2 separate regions of the Homo sapiens genome follow, and region 2 is linked to region 1. The links are chromatin loops, found by intact Hi-C in ENCODE. Cell type or tissue: endothelial cell of umbilical vein. All regions are shown on one strand.

Region 1 (4,000 bases):
TCAAAGCACTGCCTGATTAAAGGGCTTGGGAATCCCATGGCTGGGAGGGGACAACGAGGGCATGAGATTCTAAACTGGCAGCATGGAGCAGTGGTCAACCCTCAGCTCAGGCTCTAGAGCCAGCTGCTCTGGGTTCAAATCGCAGCCTCTCCACCTGCTAGTAGGGTTATGCATATGGAATCATCATTTTTATAGGTCAAAATGGTCAAATATTGGCAATTTCAAATGCTTTAACCTAACAGCTCTGTGACCTTGGACAGGTTACTTAACCTCTTCGTGCCTCAGTTTCCCCTTATCATACTCACCCATAGGGTTGACATGAAAATTAAAATAGGTGGTATTTGTGAAGTGCTCAGAATAGGAAGTACCTGACACACAGTAAGGGCTAGCGTGGTAAAGAAAAACAAACTAATGGAGGAATCAAGTATTTCTTTCTTCCTGCCCTCCTCCTGCTCCCTCCACAGCACTGTGGCTTGGCATAGAGTCATTGGCCCATGTGGCCAGGGTGAGCTCTGACTTAGATGATGGGTGCACCAACTTGTGTTGGTGCTAGACTTGACTGTGTCAACCAGGACAGGACAGGATGGGGCAGGCTCATAAAATGTGCACCAGGCATACACCACGTTGAAGAGCCAGATCATGGACATGTCAGCCTCTCCCTCACTCCCTTCGGGGTCTCTGGGGGATGATAACGCCTTAGAAGCCAAAGCAACACAGGCAAAATGCACAGGCAGGAACCAGACAGAGCTGGGCAAGTGCCTGCCACTTTCTCACTGAGTGACCCTGTGCAAGATCCCATGCCTCTTGATTAGTCTCAGATTCCTCATTTCAAGTAGAGCTGATGCTCAGTCCCCTAAGGTTCTTACAAGGACTAAGACAGACCAAGATACAGGCACAGCATATAACACGGGGCCTAATATCCAGGATGCAGCATGTGACACGGGGCCTAATATCCAGGATGCAGCATATAACAGGGGGCCTAATACCCAGGATGCAGCATATAACACAGGGCCTAATACCCACGATGCAGCATATAACACGGGGCCTAATACCCAGGATGCAGCATATAACACGGGGCCTAATATCCAGGATGCAGCATATGACACGGGGCCTAATATCCAGGATGCAGCATATGACAGGGGGCCTAATATCCAGGATGCAGCATATGACACGGGGCCTAAAATCCAGGATGCAGCATATGACACGGGGCCTAATATCCAGGATGCAGCATATGACACGGGGCCTAATATCCAGGATGCAGCATATGACACGGGGCCTAATATCCAGGATGCAGCATATAACACGGGGCCTGATATCCAGGATGTGCTCCATCAACAGCACTTCTTCTTTTCTCCCTCCATTTCGCATCTTTCCATTAACATCCATCTGAGCTCTTCTACTTCTCCCTCTTCACTTTGTTTTTACTATATTTTTCTAATAAAATTAATGTAAGTTTTTTGTTTAAAAAAAAAGGAGGGGAGAATAAGAAAATTAAAACCACTCATAATGCCACCATAAATAAGTAGCTGTTAATATTTATTTTTCTAAGAGCATGTGTATATACATGCATACCTATTGATATTTTGAACAAAACTGGTCCCATTCTATAGGTAAAGTTTTATATCCTGCTTTTTCCCCTGACCTTTTTTCCAGGTCATTAAAAAATTCAGCAACCTGATTTTCTAATATTCTGCTTCTCAGGCAAATTGTGATTTATTTTCCTATTCTCCTATTATTGTATATTTAAGTTATTTTCAGAATTTTGACACTTTAATTACTACTGGAATGAATATTCTTATTCATAAACCATAACCTGCCTCTCACATTGTTTCTGGAAGATAGATTCATTCTCTAGATTCCTGAACAGAGGGATATATAAATATTTTCAAGGCTTTTAACAGGTTACCAAACTGTTTTCCAAAAGGTTATATCAGAAAGACAAGTTATTCTGAATACAAGAGAGTGACTGTCTGCCCTAAACCGTATCACCAGGCTCTTCCTCAGCACTGAGCGTTATCATTGTGACACAGTATCTGCCACATTTTGGCAGAATGTGGCCTTTCCTGGTGTTGGCTCCACTCACCTTAAGAGTGCTAGCTGTCTCACCAGCCGCTCTCTCTGCATGTTGTTGGCTGTGACTTCCCCTGACACAAACAGGTTTATTTTGGCAGAGTTCCCACTTCCTGCTTGTTTAGATTATGTCCTCAAGTGATACCAAAAAAGAGGAAGTGAGATTAAACACCCTTTCCTCTGTCCGAGAGTCACTGGGGTGTGCCTGACACCATATCGATGACTGCCACTGTGGCCGAGGCTCGCCTGAGGGCAACGTGGGGCTTCCTGCTTTGCACTTCAGCTCAGCAGAGAGGCCGTGCCAGAACCCTTGGGAGGAAACACTGACATTCGCTGGTTTTCTTTTCCTTCAAATCCACTAGCTTTGTGAATTAAATATTGATGCTGAGGTGTATTTGGGAGGGAAGCAAATCCTAAGGCAGATTCACATTTCTGAGACCAAAGAAAGGCACTGGAATGTATCGGTGTAACTTTAAAACACTGAGAATGCCTTGGTAATAGGAACTTTTTGGCTTCAATAAGAAAATCCTGTTTTCTCTTTAGGACAGGAACTCTGAAAATCATGTGCTGCAGAACGGAACTCAGCAATTCTCCCTCTCATCACCAGATCCAGACTTAAGAGCTTCTGGGACAAACTTACCATTTTCTTGTTGTCCTGCTTGTTAATGCTGACCACAGACTCCTTTATTACAATGTGAGTGATTTCAGGGAAGTAAGAAAAATTGTTCCACTCTTCCCGGATCTTGTTTTTCTCCTCATCCTTCTTGTGTTTATTTTCCAGTTTTTTCCGCTTCAGTTTATTTTTTTCCTTTTCAACAGAAACAACCTGATAAGATACATAAAAGGGACAGGGTTAAGTTGCTTTCTTCATTTTCTATTGGTAAAAGGTCAGTGCTGCTGGGAAACCTATGCAGGGCCTAGGTCCAAGGAAGAGAAAGCCAGCTCTTCTGGACTTGCAGGATTGGGGGAGTTGGCACCTGCAGGGTTAGGACCAAAGAACTGGGTTGTATCAGGGAATCCTGGGCTTTCATATCTGGAAGAGACCTTAATGAGCACACTGTCTAAACTATATAATACGCAATGTGCACGGAAACTCAGAAAGGGAAATCACTGCTCACTAGACATGCATCTACATTCAGGTCTCCTCACTTCCAGACTACTACACATGCTCTGACACAAACAGATAACATACTCTTCCCAGTTACCACTGAGCTGAACATGAGCTTTCTCCTATCACCAATCGTCTTGACTTTGTAACAGTACTCAAGTCGGGATTTTCCAGAGAAGACACGAATTTCATGCTTGAAATAATCTACACACTGAATAATATATATCTGCACAAGTGAAAATATTTTGTGTCGCATGAGCCCTGGAGACCAGAGATCTAGGTTAAGTTCCTGCCTCTGCCAATTACTTAACTAGTTACATCATCTCTTTGAGCCTCATTTTCCTTATTCATGAAATAGCTTACATCTTCACAGGGTTCTCTGAGATTAGACAAGTGCTAACTAACATAGTATAATACCTATTATACAGAAAACCCTCAGTAAGTATCAAGCATTATTGTTTTAGCATGAGAATAAAACAGGAGGAGAAAATGAGTCTCATATTTTATTCATTTATTTAATTTTTTGAGACAGTGTCTTGCTGTCACCCAGGCTGGAGCACAGTGGCAAGGTCATGGCTCACTGTAGCCTTGACCTCCCAGGCTCAGGCGATCCTCCCAACTCAGCCTCCCAAGTAGCTAGGACCACAGGCACGTGCCACCACATCCTGCTAATTTTGGTATATTTTGTAAAGATAGGGTTTCACCATGTTGCCCAGGCTAGGCTCAAACTCCTCGGCTCAAGTGATCTGCCTGCCTCAGCCTCCCAAAGTGCTGGGGTTACAGGTGTGAGCCACTGCACCCACCCACATTTACTTTAATATT
Region 2 (4,000 bases), 54 kb after region 1:
TTAAATTTAAGTGGCTACCATGTGGCTAGTGACTATTTTATTATAAGGAAACACATATCTAGAGGTTTAGTTTCTGGAAAGGATAAGACAAAGGGTCCTGTAACTAGAGATGTCAGGTGAAGCATGGGAACCTCTGGGCACGCAGAAAGACGGCATCTGCACACATGCTGAGTGCTGGGGGCCAGGATGCTACAGCCTTCACCCTCTTCCCTGCAGCTCCAGAAATGCTGGCAGCCAGTCCCTAGCCCTCCAGGTGAGAGACTGGAATACTGTCTTCTGAGGAATGTGACCATCTCACCAGGACTGACCTAAAGACACAGAGGCTGGGAGTTCCCCAATGAATGGCTCACTCTTAGTGACGTTCAAAGTTCACAAGCCCGAGGCACATGCTCAGCCTTCCTCCAAGTTTAATCATAAACAAACAGCCAAGGTAAACATATGTCTGAGGAAAGCCTCTAATGCAGACATGGAGATAGAAAAAAGCAACTCAGAGAAAACATTACACAGAGAGAAAACTTTAAAAATTAATGTCTTCAGAAAGATAAAAGAATACCTTTTATTTGTGAATCAAGAATAAAATGTTTCTTTTTTAAAGTAACATTTCAGAGAAAAAAGGAGCTCTCGAATATTAAAAAGATAATAACAGAAATGAAAACACAGCTGGGAAAGGGCCCTACGGAACTTCTAGGTTGATAGAAATGTTCTATATTTTGTTTAGGGTGGTAACTGCACAAGCCTATATGATTGTCAAAACAGCCAAAGGAACACTTAGCATTGATAAGCTTTGCTGTAGGTAAATAATATCTTAATTTTCAAAAGCTAAAAAGGTTGGAAGATAATGTTTAGGAAAAGGCCAGGCGCAGTGGCTCATGACTATAATCCCAGCATTTTGGGAGGCTGAGGCAGGGGGATCTCTTGAGGTCTGGAGTTCAAGATCACCCTGACCAACATAGTGAAACCCTGTCTCTGCTAAAAATACAAAAATTAGCCAGGTGTGGTGGCATGCATCTGTAGTCCCAGCTACTGAGGAGGCTGAGGTGGGAGAATCGCTTGAACCGGGAGGCAGAGGTTGCAGTGAGCCGAGATTCTGCCGCTGAACTCCATCCAGCCTGGGTGACAGAGTGAGACCCTTTCTCAAAAAAAAAAAAAAAAGTTTAGGAAATAGGTTAGAAAAGAACAGTTTGAAAATAGGAGAAAAGAGATAAGAAAATTAAAGGGGGCAATCCAGACAGTCACATGTCTGAATTCCTAAAGAAAAGACAAAGAAAGTGGAGGGGAGAAAATCATCAGCAAAACCATTTGAGAAAGATTTCCCAGAACCAAAGGCTACCAGTTGCCAGGTTGGAAAGGCCCATCAAAACAATGGAGAAAAAGACCTGTTTGGGGCATTCCTGGGAAATTTCATAACATTGGAAACAAGGGTCTATAAAGCTTCCAAAAGAGAATAAAACAGGCTACATTCAAAAGATCAAAAATTGAGAATATTCTCAGGCTTTTTAACAGCTGCACCAAGGAAAGAGACAGGCACCCAATGCCTGCAAAATTCTGAAGGGAAACAACTTCCAACCCAGAAGTCTATAACCAGCCAAATTATCAACGAAGTATGAAGGAAGAATCAAGATACAGTTAGACATCAAAGATCTCAAAAAACAAACTGCTATGCATCCTTCTGAAAATAACAGGAGACAGGCTCCAACACAGGAAATAAAGATTAAACAAAGAGGAAGTGAAGGGAACTCCCAGGAGCACAGAACAGAGCGGTCTCAACACAAAAGCTGTGGCCAGCCTCAGAGGATGACCAATCCCCATGTGAGCAGGGCAACTTGAGGGATACTTATGTTGAGGGCAGTCACTGCCAAGATCCCCGTAGACTGCATTGAGGGTAGAATGCCTGGGTGAGCCTGGACCAAATTCCTAATGGAATTTGGTTTTTCTTAATCATGCACTGATGAAATTCCTGTTCCCCTGCTGTGTCCTGCTGCCTGAATCAGCAGAAGACTATTTCACCCCGCAGAAGTATTCCATTTGGCCTATTCCTGAGAGCTGGACATAAGCCAGGGTGGAGCAGCACATTCCTCTTGACTCCACTCCTCCCAGGCTCCCAACAGCTGGGCCCACTGCAGTCTTCTAGGTACCTCCAACTATGAGAAGCCCTGTTTCCCACAACTCATTCATGATCTTTTCCACTGACTTTCCCAAAAGGGTCCCTGCAACCTCTCAACTCTGGATCCAGACTTGACCCAGAGTTTCTGTTCAGACACAGGGGTAATGAATTCAACCAGAGACCATGAAGCTCTTCTCCTGGGAGCCTTCATCTAGAGATGGCATCACTGCCCTTTCCTTATACACCTAGGTTTATGCTTGCTCTGGGGACATATACACTGGTAGAAAGGGCATGATTAATACCAAAGTGGGGGTGACTGTTACCTCTGAGGGAAGTGCAGTGGAGGGGACTACCAGGTGATTTCTAAGATACCAGTAATGTTCTCTTTCTTAACCTGAATGGTGGATACATAGGTATTTTTCTCTAACTATACACATACTGTTTACATAGTCTTCTCTATGTTGATACATTTTTCAATTTAAAAAGTTCCCTCCATAGAAAATTAAATATATTTAGAGACCCTAAGTAGATACTCATTAATTTTCAATTACTTTATTCTGAGATACTACTTAGTCAAGGGCCTGGCAGCTAAGCTAGTTCTCTCCTTTTAAATCAGATGCCCTTGCTGAAAACATGCTCCACCAGGTCCTTGGTCAGGCCAAGGAACTGAGTTTGATCCCCCTCTTTGTATTTAATGGAGCTAGAGGTACCAGAGCAGCACTGTATGTCTTGCATCTGGCATTTCAATCCAGATGTTAGTTGGGCCAGAAAGAATGACCCAGGGCCCTGGAATAAACTGGGTTCCAATGAGCAATACAAGTTCTACTCAGTGAATGTGGATTACAGTAAACTGAAGAAAGATGGTCCAGATTTCTAAATGAAATGTTTCACTATAAAGCTGCTTAGAATGAAGATCTTCCAGAAGCTAGCTGCACTATTTTCCACTTAACTAGGAAATATTTCTCCTTTAGATACATGAAATCATGTTGATATAATGTGTTGGAGATTACATTAACAAATAACTGAAACTTGAAAAAAAATCAATTACCTTATCCTCTCCAGTAATCAAATACTACGCTTCTTTAAAGACCATCTTGAATGGCAGCAACTTTTTTTTCGAAGAAGAAAAATTTATAAGTATCTCATAAACAATTCTCATATTGATTACATGTTGAAATAGGATATTAATTTCACCTGGCTCCTTTTACCTTTTTTTTTATTATTATACTTTAAGTTCTAGGGTACATGTGCACAACGTGCAGGTTTGTTACATAGGTATATATGTGCCATGTTGGTGTGCTGCACCTGTTAACTTGTCATTTACATTAAGTATATCTCCTAACGCTATCCCTCCCCACTTCCCCCACCCCACAACAGGCCCTGGTGTGTGATGTTGCTCTTCCTGTGTCCAAGTGTTCTCATTGTTCAATTCCCACCTATGAGTCAGAACATGCGGTGTTTGGTTTTTTGTCCTTGCGACAGTTTGCTGAGAGTGACGGTTTCCAGCTTCATCCATGTCCCTACAAAGGACATGAACTCATCGTTTTTTATGGTTGCATAGTATTCCATGGTGTATATGTGCCACAGTTTCTTAATCCAGTCTATCATTGATGGACATTTGGGTTGGTTCCAAGTCTTTGCTATTGTGAATAGTGCCGCTATAAACATACGTGTGCATGTGTCTTTATAGCAGCATGATTTATATTCCTTTGGGTATATACCCAGTAATGGGATGGCTGGGTCAAATGATATTTCTAGTTCTAGATCCCTGAGGAATCGCCACACTGTCTTCCACAATGGTTGAACTAGTTTAGTCTCACCAACAGTGTAAAAGTGTTCCTATTTCTCCACATCATCTTTCTAAAATTCTACCTAGGCAATAATCCCCTGGACTTT

Evidence for each region. A loop is a pair of places that touch in the nucleus more often than their neighbours do. Peaks named below come from ENCODE experiments on the same cell type or tissue, not always from the same donor. Only the 100,000 strongest peaks of a DNase experiment are listed, where the experiment ranks them.
Region 2: it touches region 1 in a loop (5-fold over the local background); 9 of 110 quality-filtered maps call a loop at or near these places.

What each region holds. Positions count from the first base shown.
Region 1 is chr1:64,862,077-64,866,076 of GRCh38, forward strand. It overlaps JAK1 (Janus kinase 1), which reads right to left. Exons shown (of 25, transcript NM_002227.4): 8 at 2,711-2,896. Among named protein-coding and RNA genes, the nearest start is that of JAK1, 100 kb to the right of the region's middle. In endothelial cell of umbilical vein, no CTCF peak of the experiment used is centred here; a DNase peak (open chromatin) is centred at 2,295; H3K27ac peaks cover 1,889 bases.
Region 2 is chr1:64,915,705-64,919,704 of GRCh38, forward strand. The region is part of intron 1 of JAK1 (Janus kinase 1); the gene reads right to left. It also overlaps the pseudogene LOC100130270. Among named protein-coding and RNA genes, the nearest start is that of JAK1, 49 kb to the right of the region's middle. RefSeq lists an enhancer at 202-496. In endothelial cell of umbilical vein, no CTCF peak of the experiment used is centred here; DNase peaks (open chromatin) are centred at 377 and 1,887; H3K27ac peaks cover 3,107 bases.